Regions from separate parts of the Homo sapiens genome. Here region 1 is linked to region 2. Evidence: read pairs that join two places in POLR2A ChIA-PET (ENCODE). Cell type or tissue: OCI-LY7. All regions are shown on one strand. Each heading gives the region's core, and the rest is flanking DNA. Links, peaks and the distances in the headings are about the cores only.

Region 1 (9,274 bases), core at 822-8,821, 520 kb after region 2:
AATCCCAGCTACTCGGGAGGCTGAGGTGGGAGAATCACTTGAACACAGGAGGCAAAGGTTGCAGTGAGCAAAGATCGAGCCACTGAACTCCAGCCTGGGTGACAGACTGAGACCCTGTCTCAAAAAAAAAAAAAAAACAAAAACTAAACACCAGCCGGGTGCGGTGGCTCACACCTGTAATTCCAGCACTTTGGGAGGTCGAGGCAGATAGCTTAAGCCTAAGAGTTCAAGACTAGCCTGGCCAACATGGCGAAACCCTGTCTCTACTAAAAATAGAAAAATTATCTGTGTGTTGTGGTGTAAGCCTATAATCCTAGCTATTCAGGAGGCTGAGGTGGGAGGATAGCTTGAACCTGGGAGGTGGAGGTTGCAGTGAGCCAAGATCATGCCACCCACTGCATTCCAGCCTAGGTGACAAAGTGAGACCCTGTCTCAAAAAACAAAACACCTATATCTCGACTTGTCACAGCCTCACAGTGGTCCCTGGTATGGAAGTCATTGCTTTTTTTTTTTACATTGCTCCTGGTTTTGTTTTGTTTAAATTGAGGTAAAATTCACATAAAAATATTAGGTTGGTGCAGCCGGGCACAGTGGCTCACGCCTGTAATCCCAGCACTTTGGGAGGCCAAGGCCGGTGGATCACCTGAGGCCAGGAGTTCGAGACCAGCTTGGCCAACATGGTGAAACCCCGTCTCTACTACAAATACAAAAAAATTAGCTGGGTGTAGTGGCAGGTGCCTGTAATCCCAGCTACTTGGAAGGCTGAGTCAGGAGAATCTCTTGAGCACGGGAGGCAGAGGTTGCAGTGAGCCAAGATGGCACCACTGCACTCCAGCCTGGGCAACAAGAGCGAAACTCCATCTCAAGAAAAAAAAAATAGGTTAGGTTGGTGCAAAAGTAATTGCAGGTTTTGCCATTACTTTCAGTGGCTAAAACTGCAAATACTTTTGCACTAACATGATACAATAAACTATTTTTTTAATTTTATTTATTTATTTGAGACAGTCTCACTCTATTGCCCAGGCCAGAGTGCAATGGCACAATCTCGGCTCACTGCAACCTCTGCCTCCCAAGTTCAAGCGATTCTCCTTCCTCAGCCTCCCGAGTAGCTGGGATTACAGGTGTGCAACACCATGACCGGCTAATTTTGTATTTTCAGTAGAGACGAGGCTTCACCATGTTGGTCAGGCTGGTCAACTCCTGACCTCAGGTGACCTGCCTGCCTTGGCCTCCCAAAGTGCAGGGATTACAGGCGTGAGCCACTGCGCCCAGCCCAATGAACTATTTGAGAGTGTATGATTCAGTGGTATTAGTACATTTACAGTGCTGTGCAACTACCACCTCTACTTCGTTCCAAAATATTTTCATCGCCTCAAAAGGAAACCCCATCCCGCCTCCCCCAGGCCCTAATCTGCTTTCTGTCTCTATGGATTTGCCTCTTCTAGATACTTCATGTAAATGGAATCAGACAATATGTGACCTTTTGTGTCTGGCTTCTTTCCCTTCGTGTAATGTTTTCAAGATTCATCCATGGGAGTGCACGGATCAATCAGTGCTTCATTCCTTTTTATAGCTCAATAATATTCCACTGTATTGATAATGCTATTACCCAGTCATCGGTTGATGGGCATTAAGTGTGGTTTGCACCTTTTGGCTATTGTGAACACAGTTGTTGTGGTCATTGAGGTACAAGCATTGTTGAGTGCCTGTTTTGGGTTCTCTTGGTGTATACCTGGGAGCGGAATCGCTGGTTCCTGTGGTAACTCTATGTGTCACATTTTGAGGGACCTTGAACTGTTTTCCATAGCAGCTGCACCATTTTCCATTCCCATCAACAAAGTACAACAGCTCCAGTTTCTCCACATCGTTGCCAACACTCCTTATTAACTTTTTTTCTTTTTTTTTTGACATAGAGTTTTGCTCTTGACACCCAGGCTGAAGTGCAGTGGCATGATCTCGGCTCACTGCAACATCCACCTCCCAGGTTCAAGCGATTCTCCTGCCTCAGCCTCCCGAGTAGCTGGGATTACAGGCACCTGCCACCACGCCTGGCTAATTTTTGTATTTTTAGTAGAGACGGGGTTTCACTATGTTGTCCAGGCTGGTCTCGAACTCCTGACCTCCAGTGATCCGCCTGCCTCAGCCTCACAAAGTGCTGGGATTACAGGCGTGAGCTACCGCACCCAGCCAGAGACAGGGCCTTTAAGGAGTTTATGACGTTAAAACGAGGCTGTCAGGGTGGGCCCTGATCCAATCTGACTGGTGTCCTTCTAAGTAGAGGAAACTTGGTCACACAAAGAGACACCAGGGATGCACAAGCACAGGGGAAATGGCTTGTGAGGACACGGCGAGAAGGCAGCCATCTGCAAGCCACGGAGAGAGGCCTCAGGTGAAACCAAACCTGCTGAACTTTGATCTTGGACTTCCAACCTCCAGAGCTGTGAGAAAATAAAATTTCTGTTGTGTGAGCCACACAGTCTATGGGATTGTATTATGACAGCCCTGGGAAACGAAACACTCCTCTCAGCTTGTTCACCATCTGATGTGTTCCCTGCGCATGCCCAGCCCCACAGTCCGCCCTTCCTTTGTCAGGGATCTGAGGTGTGCAGAGCCCCACACCTGTGCCGGTCAGCAGCTGCCATGTAGATAGTGGGACCCTGATGCTGCACAGAAGGTCCCTGGAAGCAGGTGGCCCCTCTCAGGATGCGTAGAATACAGCAAAGGCTTTAATTATTTTTTTTAAATACAGAAGCTCAGGTCCCACCTGAAGAGGTTTGGGTGTAATTGGTGTGGGGCGTGGGCTCCTCACGGGGATTGTTTTCCAAGCTTCCCAGGTGATTTCAGTACAGCCAAAGTTAAGAATCGATCCTGGAGCCGGGCACGGTGCCTCATGCCTGTAATCCCCGCACTTTGGGAGGCTGAGGAGGGTGGATCACGAGGTCAGGAGATCGAGATCATCCTGGCTAACACGGTGAAACCCCGTCTCTACTAAAAGTACAAAAAAATTAGCCGGGCGTGGTGGCGGGTGCCTGTAGTCCCAGCTACTCGGGAGGCTGAGGCAGGAGAATGGCATGAACCCGGGAGGCGAAGCTTGCAGTGAGCCGTGATCCTACCACTGTACTCCAGCCTGGGCAACAGAGCGAGACTCCGTCTCAAAAAAAAAAAAAAAAAGAATCAATCCTGGGCCAGGTAAGCCAGCTCACACCTATGATCCCAGCACTTTAGGGGGCCAAAGCCGGAGGGTCCCTTGAGTCCAGGAGTTCAAGACCAGCCTGGGAAATATAATTAGACTCATAGCAAGATCATGCAGCTGCAGTCAGCCATGATGGTGCCACTGCACCCCAGCATGAGCAACATGGCAAGACCCCATTTCTACTAAAAATCAAAACATAGCCCAGCATGGCGGCATGCACCTACAGTCCCAGCTACTCAGGAGGCTGAGGTAGGAGGATTGCTTGAACCCAGGAAGTTGAGGCTGCAGTGAGCCATGAATGCACCACTGCACTCCAGCCTGGGTGACAGAGCAAGACTCTGTCTCAAAAAAACAAAAAACAAGAATCAACCTAACCTCCAGGCCCCTCAGGTGGAAAGGCCAAGGGAATCCATCCAGGTATAGCCCAAGGCTCTGAGTCCGGGAAAGGATGGGGTAGTTTGTAGGGCAAAGGTCCTTCTGCCTCTGACCTGGTTCCTGGATAGCTTTGCCAAGAGGGGCCAGGTCAGGTCTCTCACGGGAGGGATCAGCAGCCCCTCACTCTTCAATGATCACATTCAAAATCTACGTGGGGGGTTGTGTTGAGATCTCAAAGGGGAGAAGGAGGAAGCCTCCATGCACTCCAGGGGGAACGGAGACCCTCAACCTTGTTCCATCTCCCCTTCCTTCCTGCCCCAAACCCAAGCAGCTGCAACATTCCACTCCACGCCCAGCAGGCACGGGGTCCGGCTAGGATTCTGTTTCTTGGGAGAGACGGGCCACGGGACTGCGTCCTGGTTTTCAGGGGCCTGGGGCGCCTGACTCTACCACCCGCGCTGTGGAGGCCGAGGCAAGGCTCGCCTGCAGATATGGGCTTGTGTTTGTTCTGTTCCTGGAAGACATGCGCTGCCACCGAGTCACTGGGCTTTTGACTCAGCTGTGTTTCCTCCTGCAGATGAACCCAAACCCAGGCTTTGGAGTCAGCAGAGCCAGCTGGGGCATCAGCCTCCCACTGGCGTCTGTGTGACTTTGGGCAATTCTCTTGACCTCTCTGAGCTTCGGTTTTCGGTCTCTCTGAAATGGGAGGAACCAACTAGACCAGCGTCTCAATCCCTGGACTCAAGCCTTGGACATCTCAAGTGGGTGAGTCCTTTCCCTTTTTGGCTGCAGAGTTGGAGCTGGGCTTCGGTTACTTGTAACCAGCACAGCTGAGTGCAGGTGGGTTGCTCTCTGCAAATGGCTGTGGAAATGAAGTGTATGAGCTTTAACCAGGGTGGGACTCAGAGGGCTCATGGGGTAACGGGCTGTTCCCCACTCCACACCCAGGAAAGGGGAAAGCCCAGTGGCCCCTTGCATTCTGGCTTCAAGTCCCTGCACAAAGCACAGTAAGAATAGCTCCCACTGATGGGAGCCCACTAGGCCATTGTTGACACTTCCCCGAACTCTCCAAGTGGGCTGTTATCATCTCGGCTCGCTAAGCAGAGTCAGGAGGTGGCTGAGCTGCAATTCTTGCTAAGAGACCACAGAGGTCCAGAAGTGGATTAATCATAATCTTTGGGTCATCACAACTCTCATTAATGAGCCATGCTGCTTTAGGTGTTTGCTTTTAAGATGGTTTTTTTGGCTCACGCCTGTAATCCCAGCACTTTGGGAGGCCGAGGTGGGTGGATCATGAGGTCAGGAGATCAAGACCAAGGTGAAACCCCGTCTCTACTAAAAATACAAAAAATTAGCTGGGTGTGGTGGCGGGCGCCTGTAGTCCCAGCTACTCGGGAGGCTGAGGCAGGAGAATGGCGTGAACCCGGGAGGCGGAGCTTGCAGTGAGCCGAGATTGCGCCACTGCACTCCAGCCTGGGCAACAGAGTGAGACTCCGTCTCAAAAAAAAAAAAAAAAAAGATGGTTTTTTGTGCTTTTTTTTTTTAAGAGATGAGGTCTCCCCCTGTCACCCCTGCTGGAGTGCAGTGACACGATCCTAGTTCACTGCAATCTCAAACTCCTGGGCTCAAGCAATCCCCTGACCTCAGCCTCCCGAGAAGCTACATTGAGTCTCTAGATCAGTTTATGAAGAACTGACATCTCTGTAATATCAGGCTTTCCTGTCCTTAAGAATGGGTTATCTCGGCCGGGCGTGGTGGCTCATGCCTGTAATCCCAGCACTTTGGGAGGCCGAGGTGGGTGGATCACGAGGTCAGGAGTTCAAGACCAGCCTGGTCAAGATGGTGAAACCTCGTCTCTACTAAAAATACAAAAAAATTAGCCAGCCGTGGTGGCAGGCGTCTGTAATCCCAGCTACTCAGGAGGCTGAGGCAGAGAATTGCTTGAACCCAGGAGGTGGAGGTATAATTGCCTGCCTAATTCTTGCCTACGTTTCATTATACTTATTCTTAGGTACTTATTATAATTTTCATACTCTTGTGAACATTATCCTTTTTTTTTCAAGGATATTTTCCAATTGTTTCTTCCTGGTATACAGAAATGAAATTAGTTTTTGTATATTTTTCTTATATCTAGGTATCTTGCCAAACTCTCCCTCTGGGGTTCCATATAGCTGGTAGTATCTGAAAATAATGTGTTTTATTTTCTCTTTCCCAATCCTTATGTTTCGAATTTATTTTTTCTAGTCTTAATGTTAGAGTGGAAGCTCCAATACTCTGTTGAACAGAAGTGATAATAGCAAACAGAACATTCTTGTTTCCAGTCTCAGAAGGAATGCTGCTAATGTTTATCCTCCCATTTCCGACTTGCCAAGAGGCTTAATCACAAATTTATGTGAACTTCTAAAAATACTTCCTCAGCATCTATTAAAATGATCCTGTAGTTTTTCCTCCTTTCATCAGTTAATACGATAAGTAACACTGATAGACTTTTCTTTTTTTTTTTTTTTGAGACGGAGTCTTGCTCTGTCACCCAGGCTGGAGTGCAGTTGCACCATCACAGCCCACTGCAGCCTCAAACTCCTTGACTCAAATGTTCCTCCCACTTCAGCCTCCCAGGTAGCTAGGGTTACACGAGCATGCCACCATTCCAGGCTAATTTTTTTTTTTTCATTTTTTTAGAGACAGGAGTTTCACTGTGTTGCCCAGGCTGGTCTCAAACTCCTGGCCTCAAGCAGACCTCCCACCTCAGCATCCCAAAGTGCTGGGATTACTTGGTGTGAACCACCATGCCTGGCCCCACCCTTTCTATTATTGATAATGCTTTTAAAGTATAAGACAACTTTGCCTCATATCAAAATATATCTTTATATCTTTTTATATATATATATAATAGATAGATAGATAGATAGATAGATAGATAGATAGATAGGCTAGGCGTGGTAACTCACGCCTGTAATCCCAGCATTTTGGGAGGTTAAACGGGCAGATCACTTAAACTCAGGAGTTGGAGAGCAGCCTGGGCAACATGGTGAAACTATGTCTCTGAAAATTATTTTTAACCTTTTTGGATCCTTAAATTTTTGGTGAGCTCTCTTTTTGTGTGTGTGCAGATCTCTTTTAAGCTTCATCAATCTGGAATTTTTTTTTCCTACCCAGTCTCTGAATCTCTTACTTATTGATTTACAGACAGGGTCTCAGTCTGCCACCCAGGCTGGAGTGCGATGGTGCAATCACAGCTCACTGCAGCCTCCACCTCCCACTTCAGTCCCCTCTGTGCCTGGGACGACAGGCATGCACCACCATGCCTGGCTAATTTTTGGGTTTTTTGTTTGTTTTGTTTTGTTTGAGACAGGGTCTAGTTCTGCCACTCAGGCTGGAGTGCAGTGGCGTGACACAGCTCACTACAACTTCTGCCTCCTGGGCTCAAGCAATCCTCCCATCTTGCCTCCCGCGTAGCTGGGACTACAGGCATGCGCCACCACACCCAGCTAACTTTTGCAATTTTTGTAGAGACAGCGTTTTGCCATGTTGCCCAGGCTGGTCTCGAACTTGTGAGCTCAAGCAATTCACCCGCCTCAGCCTCCCAAAGTGCTGGGATTACAGGCATGAGCCCCCATGCCCAACCAGTTTTTTGGTTTTTGTTTTGAGACAAGGTCTAGTTCTGTCACTTAGGCTGGAGTGCAGTGGCATGACACAGCTCACTGCAATTTCTGCCTCCTGGGCTCAAGCAATCCTCCCGTCTTGCCTCCCACGTAGCTGGGACTACAGGCATGCACCACCACACCCAGCTAATTTTTGCAATTTTTGTAGAGACGGCATTTTGCCATGTTGCCCAGGCTGGTCTCAAACTCGTCAGCTCAAGCAGTTCACCTGCCTCAGCCTCCCAAAGTGCTGGGATTACAGGCGTGAGCCACAGTACCCAGCCAGTTTTTTGGTTTTTGTTTTGAGACAGGGTCTCGCTCTGTCACCCAGGCTGGAGTGCAGTGGCACAATCTCAGCTCACTGCAGCCTCGACTTCTGGGGCTCAGGTGATTCTCCCACCTCAGCCTCTTGAGTAGCTGGGATCACAGACGCACGCCACCATGCCCACCACGCCTGTGGCGGTGTTGCTGTGGGAACCTGGCCTCTGACCTCCCAGCCCACTGATACCTGCCAGGCCAGACCAGTTTCCTCCTCTCAGGACCTTTGGTTGGCCACTGCCCTGGGCCCAGATCCCACCTCTGTGCCCAGCACCTGACCACCCACGCTTTCTTCTTCAGCCACTGTGGAGCGGCTCACATTTCTTGATTTATCTCCTGTTTGAATTGGGGAGGGGGCCGTTTCCATGAACTCTCCTTTCCGTAAGACCAACAATGCTTCAAAAAATATGCTCATCCCGGGTCAGGTGGAGGGAGCAGGTGTGTCCCTCAGGGCTCCCACAGTCATGACTCAAAAGCTGAGGCCCCTGAAGCACTGAAATCTGAGCCACTCATGTGCAACTCAAAGCCGGTGCCCCTCCGCTGTTTCCCAGGCTTCTCACTGTTGGGTGACTCTGCTGTGACACCTTAGGGGCTGGTGATGTGTCGGGAGCTGTTTCCCCCCAAGCTGAGGGGCGTGGCTGGCTTTGTTTCTAGAGTCCTCCCGGTCCCCCTCAAAAGCCTCCCTGCACCAGCCTTGCTCCCAGACCCTCAGAAGTATGTGGTGCTGTGGCCTCTGCGTGCCTCGCTGGGCTGAGCCGGCACCACCTTCCCCGTCTGCTGCTTCTGGTTTACCAACGGCTGGAAAGACAAGGCTCCAGGCTCGAGGGTTTGTGCAAAGGGAAGTGGAGTCTACACAGGGTCTGGCAAGCTCCTCTGTGATCAGGGGGACCTTGGAGGGCATGGCACAGGCTGCTCTTTGCATCTTGCCTTGGCCATGAGTGGTTCATGAATCCATTTGAAGGCATGAAAATGTGGCACCAAGAATGCACATGTTGAGGTCAAACAGCCTGGGATCCAACCCTGTTCTTCTGCTTAGGCTGGTGTGACCCTAGACAAGTGATTTCATTCATCTAAGCCTCGGTTTCTTCATCTGTACCATGGGAATAACAACTGTATCTTGTTCTCAGAGTGCTGATGAGGATTGAGTGTGCTTATCCATGTAAAGAGACTGGCTATGCCTGCTGTTTATTCATTTACTTATTTATTGAGATAGGGTCTCACTGTGTCACCCAGGCTGGAGTGCAATGATGCAATCTCGGCTCACTGCAACCTCCATCTCCTGAGCTCAAGTGATCCTCCAACCTCAGCCTCCAGAGTAGCTGGGACCACAGACATGCGCCACCGTGCCTGGCTAATTTTTTGTATTTTTGGTAGAGATGGGGTTTTCAGGGAAGGTCTCGAACTCCTGAGCTCAAGCAATCCGCCCACCTCGGCCTCCCAAAGTGCTGGGATTACAGGCATGAGGCACCATGCCTGGCCACCTGCTGTTTAATTAGTGCTAAGTGTGTGTATGTGTGAGTGTGACTGTGTGTGTGTGTGCGTGTGCGTGTATGTGGCCCACAGAGAGAGTTTCAGCAGTACCCACCAGGGCCAGCTCTATACTAAGCCCTTGACACACACTGCCACATGAAGAAAGAGCTTCCAATATCTATCATTAAGGATGAGAAAATTGAGACTCAGCAAAGCTTACTGACTTTTCCAACATCCAACCCAGCCACCTGATTTGTGTCTCCAAATCCTCAACCAC
Region 2 (9,274 bases), core at 794-8,793:
TGAAATGCACATACTGTCCTTTTCTTTGTCCATTCAGCTGAGTATATCCAGTGAATTTTTTATTTCAAAAAGTTAATTTTTTTCAGTTCTAGAATTGCCATTTAATTATTTTTTGTTGTTCCTATTTCCCCCATTGAGATTTCCTACTTCTTAGCTGAGATTTTCATTCATTGGAAACATGCCTTATACTGCTTCATTGAGATGATTATAATAGCTGCTTAAAATCTTTGTCTATTCCAGCATTTTGTTGATCTGCAGGTTAGACTGGCAGTTGAACTAATTTGTCCCACTGTCTTGCTTCTTTGTATGGTGGGTAGTTCTGGATTGTTTACTGGACTGTATGAATGTCAAATTCTGGATATTCTGGATTCTGTTACTTTTCTCTAATACTTGTTTGGTTTTATCAGGTGGTTTTCTTGGCTGGGTTTGAACACAAATGTGTTTCTCTCTGAGATCTTTAGTCTGTAGCTGAGCTGCTTTGTGTCTGTCCCATGCATGAGTGGCTCAAGGGTCAGTCAGGGATGTGATTGTACGGGGATTGGAGATCTTCCCCTGCCTTTTTCCCTTCTAGGATTACTTCAGTCTATTTATTTATTTGTTTATTTATTTAGAGACAGAAGTCTTCCTCTGTCACCCAGGCTGGAGTGCAATGGCGCGATCTCAGCTCACTGCAACCCCTACCTCCCGGGTTCAAGCGATTCTCCTGCCTCAGCCTCCTGAGTAGCTGGGATTACAGGCCCGCACCACCACGCCCGGCTAATTTTTGTATTCTTAGTAGAGAAGGGGTTTTGCCATGTTGGCCAGGCTGGTCACGAACTCGTGAACTCATGCTCTACCCGCCTCAGCCTCCCCAAGTGCTGGGATTACAAGCGAGAGCCACTGCGCCCAGCCGGCTCTCTTTGTTATTCATAGTTTCCTGGCTTCTCTTTTCTGAGCCACCCAGCCAAAAATGCTTTGACTTTTTCTATGCATGTTTCTGTCATGTCTGTGCATGACATAAATCATAATATCCTAAGACACAAAATTGTTAAAGGCAATAATTTGGAAACATACAACAATAAATAAAATGGTTATAGAGATGTAACTTTAAAAAGTTGAACATTTTGTTAAAACGATTCCTGAATATGCTGGAAAATTCAGATAGTTAACAAAATATTTTGAGGATAAAAAGGAAAGGAATCTGTTATCTGGAGGTAGAATAACTTGGCCATTTTACAGAAAGGAAACAAATTCTGATTTCACTTTTTGTATATCATCCATTTGACAATTTTCAATAAAAGGTTTATTGAAAACGGAATACATAAGGCTGGTGTTTGGACCTTTTTCCTAATTAGAAATTGTCCATGTCTCCAAAGATTATTAACTCAGTTTATTATCAGCTAAAGAGATCTTAAAGTTGACTAAACACCTGGAAATTAAAACTTAGGCCAACACATCAAAGTCTTTATGACTTGAAGTGTTTTAAGAATTAATGAGGCAAAGCACACACCTGTGGTCCCAGCTACCCAGGAGACTGAGGCAGGAGAACTGTTTGAGCCCAGGAGTTTGAAGCTGCAGTGAGCTATGATCATGCCACTGTTCTTCAGCCCAAGAGACTGAGTGAGACCTCTTAAGAAAAAAAAAAAAATGACCGGACACAGTTGCTCACGCCTGTAATCTCAGCACTTTGGGAGGCTGAGGCGGGTGGATCACGAGATCAGGAGATCGAGACAATCCTGGCTAACACGGTGAAACCCTGTCTCTACTAAAAAAATACAAAAAAATTAGCAGGGCGTGGTGGTGGGCGCCTGTAGTACCAGCTACCTGGGAGCCTGAGGCAGAAAAACGGCGTGAACCCAGGAGGCGGATCTCGGCAGTGAGCTCACACCAGTGGCTCACACTTGTAATCCCAGCACTTTGGGAGGCCGAGGTGGGCAGATCACCTGAGGTCAGGAGTTCGAGACAAGCCTGACCAACATGGAGAAACCCCGTCTCTACTAAAAATACAAAATTAGTGGGCGTGTGGCGCATGCCTGTAATCCCAGCTACTTAGGAGGCTGAGGCAGGAGAATCGCTTGAACCCGGGAGGTGGAGGTTGCAGTGAGCCAGGATCGCGCCATTGCACTCCAGCCTGGGCAACAAGAGCCAAACTCCGTCTCGAAAAGAAAAAATTCATGAGACTAAATCATTTTAAAAAGATGTCTTTTATTACAATTTCTTTCAATTAAACAGTTTTATATTTTTGAAATTTTAAACAATTTGTGCAAACGAGATCCTACTGGACCTATAAAACTAATGTAGTTAATTTAGAAGGTTTAAATCACGAGAAGTTAAGCCCAAATCTTGGGTTGATTTAATTGTTGTGTTAACATTGTTTTTATATCATAATAAAATCAGAAGGATGCATAGACTTGTTTTTAAGCTAATATTAACTTCTATTTCTAGCCCAAAGAGTCATCTATCAAAAGCCAGCTCATATTAAGTAGGGGGACCAAGAGGGAGGTCTCTCAGTTAAACAAAGTTATTGACTTGTCTTTAGACAGGCAAGACAGAGTATCTCCTCATAAGGTTTTCTTTTAACCTTTTTGTTCTGAAGTTAATATGTCTTTTAAGTGAATAATCTTGTTTATAACAACATTTTCTTTTCTGTTTTGTTTGTTTGTTTGTTTGAGACAGAGTCTCGCACTGTCACCCAGGCTGGAGTGCAGTGGCACAGTCTTGGCTCACTGCAACCTCTGCCTCCTGGGTTCAAGTGATTCTCCTGCCTCAGCCTCCCGAGTAGCTGGGACTACAGGCACATGCCACCACTCCCATCTAATTTGTTTTGTGTTTTTAGTAGAGACGGGGTTTCACAATATTGGTCAGGCTGGTCTCGAACTCCTGACCTCGTGATTCACCCACCTCGGCCTCCCAAAGTGCTGGGATAACAGGCATGAGCCACTGCACCCAGCTATAACAACATTTTCAAAGTGGCACATTTTAATATGAATAAACCTTCTACAATCACAGGCCTAGAAAGTTTTTCTTTTTCTTACGGAATTTCTTGACTGTTTACTTGTACTAGATATTTCTTCGGTATATTCATAATGACAGAACAATTGTTTATGATTGATTGATCTCCAAAGTTTCCCAAGAAAAGAGAAAAAGTAGGAGGGGAAGGAAGAAAGAAGTGAGCAGAAGTTGGCTTCAGAGAGATAGGAAGGGCCAGTTCCCTTCTCTGTTTAAGGAGGGGAGAAGACTTAGATGCAGGGAAACTCATTTTGACATGCCAACTCAAACCACAGAAGCCAGAGTCAGTTCAGCTGGTTTCAGTAGTAACTCAGGACCTTGACAATTCTGTTAAGCCATGTCCTTTAAAAGCCAGCTCTTATTAAGTAGGGGGATGAAGGGGGAAGCCCTTCAGTTAAACAAAGTTACTGACCTGTCTTTTAGACAGGCAGGACAGAGGATCTCCTCATGAGGTTTTTTTAACCTTTTTGTTCTGAAGTTAATGTGTGTTTTAAATGAATAATCTTATTTATAACAACATTTTCAGCGTGGCAACTGCAGTTTCAGAATGGTGGAATTATACCAGTCAGAGAGAGATGCAAATGATTTAAAATAGGAAGAAAGCAGGTGTCTGGCCCAGAGGACCAGATTAAGAAGACCCCATGAGAGTTACAATAGTTAGTGAAAATGGTGCTTCTGCAAACCTCATGTCTACAGAAGCTGGTCAAAGACCAGATGCCACCAGGTAGAATCCCAGCAAACTCTTCAATGGTAGATATCTGTCACCATCCTTAGGAGGTAGGTCTGTGGAAGCTCACTATAATACCATTTGCTTAACAGATATACAAACATGGATCAGATATAATTTCAACCCACAAGGAGCTCACAGTCTGGCTCTTCTTTTGAGGCAAAAAGACTAAAGCTGTTGCCTTTATGGTAAGATAAATCTGCCTTGGAGTCAATCCAAGGTGATTTAATTACTGTAGGTAGTTGTACCAATAAGGCTTGTATCCCAGAGAACTCCATATTGCATTTAAGCTTGTTAGTAAGCCAGGCCAGCTCTATTTCCTGTGAGGACTTTAAAAAAAATTGCATTCACACATTTAAAAATTAGCATAAGCAGGGTGCAGTGATGCACGCCTGTAGTCCCAGCTACTTGGTAGGCAGAGGTGGGAGGATCACTTGAGCCCCAGAAGTTCAAGACCAGCCTGGACAACAAAGTGAAGTGAAGACTGTCTCAAAAAAATTAATTATGACATAAAATGTTATATGTCTTAATTTACACAAATATAAGTATATACTTTTAAATCCCATTCTTACACACAAAAGCTAGCATACTGTGTAAAGTATTCTGGACCTACACACCTTTATTTTTTTAACATAACAATATGTCTTGGATACATTTTCCTATTTGTCTATAGAAAGTTTCATCATTATTTTAAAAAATTTGTTTTTGGCTGGGCACAGTGGCTCATGCCTGTAATTCCAGCACTTTGGGAGGCCGCGGCAGGCGAATCAGGAGGTCAGGAGTCCGAGACTAGCCTGGCCAACATGGTGAAACCCCATCTCTACTAAAAATACAAAAACTTAGCTGGGCGTAGTGGCGGGCGCCTGTAATCCCAGCTACCCGAGAGGCTGAGGCAGGAGAATCGCTTGAACCCGGGAGGCAGAGGTTGCAGTGAGCCGAGATCCTGCCACAGCACTCCAGCTGGGGCGACAGAGTGAGACTCCATCTTAAAAAAAAAAGTTTGCTTTTATATTTCATACCTGCATGGTATTCTATTGTGTGAGTAGGCCATCATCCAGTGGTCTTCAAACTTTCCTGTGTACTCCGTAACAGAATTTGTTGTTTTGACATGCAGTCTCACTCTGTTGACCAGGCTAGAGTGCAGTGCCACAATCTCAGCTCACTGCAGCCTCCACCTCCTGGGTTCAAGAGATTCTCATGCCTCAGCCTCTTGAGTAGCTGGCGCATGCCACCATGCTTGACTAATTTTTGTATTTTTAGTAGAGACGGGATTTCACCGTGTTGGCCAGGCTGGTCTTGAACTCCTGACTTCAAGTGATCTGCCCGCCGTGGCCTCCCAAAGTGCTGGGATTACAGGCTTAAGCTACCACGCCTGGTCTTCTAATAGAATTTTTAAAAACTGTATTTACCCCCTTGCACATTTAAATTGACATCTAAGATTTTTATTATAAGTTTAAATAGTTGTAAAGGATGTATTTTCCATTATATTTTATACATTCCTTAATTTTATATATATATATATATATATATATAGTTTTTTTTTTTTTTTTTTTTGAGATGGAGTCTCACTCTGTCACCCAGGCTGGAGTGCAATGGTGCGATCTCGGCTCACCGCAGTCACTGCCTCTAGGGTTCAAGAGATTCTCCTGCCTCAGCCTCCCGAGTAGCTGGGATCACAGGCACCCGCCACCATGCCCGGCTAATTTTTGTATTTTTAGTTGAGATGGGGTTTCACCATGTTGGTCAGGCTGGTCTCGAACTCCTGACCTCAGGTGATCCCCCCCACCTCAGCTTTTCAAAGTGTTGGGATTACAGGCGTGAGCCACTGTGCCTGCCCTCCCTTAATTATAATTTAAAAAATTTTTGCAGATGTAGATTTATATAAATTGGCAAGCCAGTTCTCTTTATCAAATTAACTGATCAAAAAAAAAAAAACAGATTAACTGGTCAAACATAGATTTACTTTCTGTCAGTAAAATTTTGACTTCATTTTTTTAAATCAAATAAGCATGTTAACCCGGTATTGCTGTGACAACCTTTATCCTAATTTCTTTTCTTCTTCTTCTTCTTCTTCTTCTTCTTCTTCTTTTTTTTTTTTTTGAAATGGAGTCGTGCTCTGTCACCCAGGCTGGAGTGCAGTGGCACAATCTCGGCTCACTGCAACCTCCACCTCCCAGGTTCAAGCAATTCTTCTGCCTCAGCCTCCCGAGTAACTGGGACTACAGGCATGCACCACCACGCCTGGCTAATTTTTGTATTTTTAGTAGAGATGGGGTTTCACCGTGTTGGCCAGGCTGGTCTCGAACTCCTGACCTCAGGTGATTCGCCCACCTTGGCCTCCCAAAGTGCTGGGATTACAGGCATGAGCCATCGCACCCAGCTTTTTTATCCCAATTTCAAGATGGGTGGGCAGGTAGGTAGGTAGGCAGGTGGGTAGATAGATAGGGCCTTCAGACTTGCCTCGCATTCATCTTTTACATAAAATAAGACAGTTTCACCTTGAACACTTCTGTGGTGAGACTGTTTAGTCTTGTAGCTCTAAACTCCAGCCATACTCTGATGACTCCCACATTTATAAATCCCAGATTTGTATACTCAACTACTTATCTAACAGGTCAAAACTGAACTCTTAAAATTCTTACATTTGTGTCCACACATGATTGGCTAAGCTAATGGGGCTCAGATTTACCCTGTCACCTGAAACAACTGTAAAACTGGAGAAAATATGTCAAACTCTGAAGTTATTAGGTCTAAGGTGATTAAGAACAGCGAATCCTGAGACCTGAGAAATAGAGCCCTATGATTGCTCTGATTTAATGCTCGGAGAAAGTTTCCAGACCGCGGTGCGGGGAGAAGGAACATCAGCAGGCCCCAGCAGTCTCTCCTCATTGAAGAGGTAAAATGAAAATCCAGGGCAGCTGGGGCAGCTAGAGTTCACAGGCAGAGAAACAAAGAGGCAAGAGATGCACAGAGAAGAGAACACTGGCCTGCAGATGCCCAGGGAGCCCACTCGAGTATTCGGTTGAGTACTGATCAGTGCACCCATGTGAGGAAACCCCTTAGTTCAGGGAAGGAGCCACTCAAAAGGATTAGAGAGAACCATTTACGGAGTTCACACAGGGCCAGAAATAGTTCCTGTTCCCAGTAGCAGAGTAGAACATTTCATGATTCAGGGGTATTGATTGGAGTACTAAGAAGAGTTGTATTAGTGAAGGTTCTTGAGAGAGAGAGAGAGAGAGAGAGAGAGAGAGAGAGAGTGTGTGTGTGTGTGTGTGTGTGTGTGCACGTGTGAAGAAATTTATTGTAAGGAATTGCCACGTGATTATGGAGGCTGATAAGTCCCAAAAATCTGCAGGGCGAGTCAGCAAGATGGAGACTTAGGAGAGCCAATGATGTGGCTATAGTCCAAAGGCTGACAGGCTCAAGACCCAGGCAGAGCCAATGTTTCAGTTCAAGTCCAAAGGCAGGAAAAAAGTTGATGTCCCAGTTCGAAGGCAGTTAGGCTGGAAGAATTCTCTTTTACTCAGGAAAGGGTCAGATTTTTTGTTCAATTCAGGCCTTTAACAGATTGAATGGGGCTCACCCACATTAGGGAGGCCAAGCTGCTTTACGCATTTTGCCAGACTAACGTTTGACCAAAGATCTGAGCACGTATGGCCCAGTCAAGTTGACACATAATGTTAATCATCACAAAAGTCTTGCCTCAATAGTTGGGAAAAATTAATCCTAGAATAAATGCTATTCTGGTCTTGCTTAGCAAAGGTTAAGAGCAAGACCAAAAAGATCAAACCTTTTCCAAACAAAAGCTGAAGAATATTTTTAGGGATACAAAACCATCTAGGACCGAGTGTGGTAAAATGCACAATGTTTACCAGCCATTCCAGAATTACTAGGTATGAGCAGAAGTAGTAACATACAACCAATAACTGACCAGAAATGAGACAGATTATATAAGTAGTACATTACAGACATTAGTCATTATAATTGTATTCCATGTGTTCAGTAAGCTAAAGAAAAGATTTAATATGTTAAGTAAAGACATGAAAGATGATGGCTGGGCATGGTGGCTCACGCCTGTAATGCCAGCACTTTGGGAGGCCAAGGTAGGTGGATCACCTGAGGTCAGGAGTTCAAGACCAGCCTAGCCAACATGGTGAAACCCCACCTCTACTAAAAATACAAAAATTAGCTGGGTGTGGTAGCGTGCACCTATAATCCCAACTATACGGGAGGCTGAGGCAGGAGAATCACTTGAACCTGGGAGGCAGAGGTTGCAGTAAGCCAAGATCGTACCACTGCACTCCAACCTGGGCGAGAGAGCAAGATTCCGTCTCCACAAAAAAGAAAGATACAGAGATGAAAAATACACTGAAGACTGTCAGAATAAACATTGCACAAGTAAAGATTTGTGATTTTGAAGACTTAACCATAGAAACTATCCAAAATGAAGCAGAAAAAAAAAAGAAACCCTGAAAAAAATACATGAACACAACATCAGTAAAGTGAGGGACAACATCAGGTAGCCAAATGTGTGTGGAATTGGAGTCCCTGAAGGAAGGGAGGGTATGAGGGACCAAAAAATATATATAGAGAGAGAAAAAAAAATGGCTGAAAAATTTCCAAGTGTAATGAAAGCAGTAAACACACAGATCCAAGAATTTCAAGGAACTCCAAGCACAGGAAACATGAAGAAAAACTATATACTAAGGCACATCTTAAGCAAATTGCTTAAAACCATGGTTTAAAATGGCCAAAGAAAAAGATACATTATATACTTAAGATCAGGGTGACACCAGATTTCTCATTGGAAACAATGTAAGCCAGGTTAACAGTGGAACAATACATTTAAAGCAAAGAAAGAAAACAGTTGTCTACCTAGAATTCTTTTCTCAGTGAAAATACCTTTCAAAAATGAAGGCAAAATAAGGTCTCTTTCAGACTTTAAAAAAAAAAAGGAAGAATTTATTACCAGTAGATATGCAGTACAAGAAATATCAAAGGATGTAATTAAAGCAGAAAGAGAATGATAACTGGTAGAAAACTGGAGCCACCAGGAGTCCCAGGCTGCAGTGAGCTATGATCGCACCACTGCATTCCAGCCTGGGTGACAGAGTGAGACCCTCTGTCTAAATAAACAAACAAATAAAAGAAAACTGGAGCTATAAAAATAAATGAAGACAATGCAAAGGGTAACTAAGTGGATAAATACATAAGATATTTTTTCTTTTTGTTTCAGTCTCATTAAAAGATATGTCTTAGAGGTAATTACACATTGTAGCATTTGTAACTTACATAGAAGTAAAGTTTATGACAATAGCAGCACAAAGACTGGGAGTGGGAGAACAAATATACTCTTGTAAGCTTTTTACACTACATGTGAAGTTGTATAATGTCAATTGAAGGTAGACTGTGATAAGTTAAAGATGCATATGATAAAATCTATAGTAGCAGAGTTATAGCTAATGAGCCAACAACAATAAAAAGTTGGGATATAATCCCAACACTTTGGGAGGCCGAGGTGGGTGGATCATGAGGTCAGGAGTTCGAGACCAGCCTGAC

The links. ChIA-PET counts read pairs that join two places held together with the same protein. Peaks named below come from ENCODE experiments on the same cell type or tissue, not always from the same donor. Only the 100,000 strongest peaks of a DNase experiment are listed, where the experiment ranks them.
Region 1: POLR2A ChIA-PET joins it to region 2 with 8 read pairs; 2 of 35 experiments call an interaction of 5 or more read pairs at or near these places.

The regions. Positions count from the first base shown.
Region 1 is chr9:131,321,307-131,330,580 of GRCh38, forward strand. LOC105376299 (a long non-coding RNA gene) reads left to right here and starts at 3,564. Exons shown (of 4, transcript XR_001746959.3): 1 at 3,564-4,333. RefSeq lists a silencer at 592-1,128 and an enhancer at 8,821-9,274. In OCI-LY7, for the core only: no CTCF peak of the experiment used is centred there; no DNase peak of the experiment used is centred there.
Region 2 is chr9:130,802,447-130,811,720 of GRCh38, forward strand. All of the region lies in intron 2 of LOC124902288 (a long non-coding RNA gene), which reads right to left. It also overlaps a transcript of ABL1 not described here. Among named protein-coding and RNA genes, the nearest start is that of ABL1, 28 kb to the right of the region's middle. In OCI-LY7, for the core only: no CTCF peak of the experiment used is centred there; no DNase peak of the experiment used is centred there; H3K4me3 peaks cover 801 bases; H3K27ac peaks cover 1,054 bases.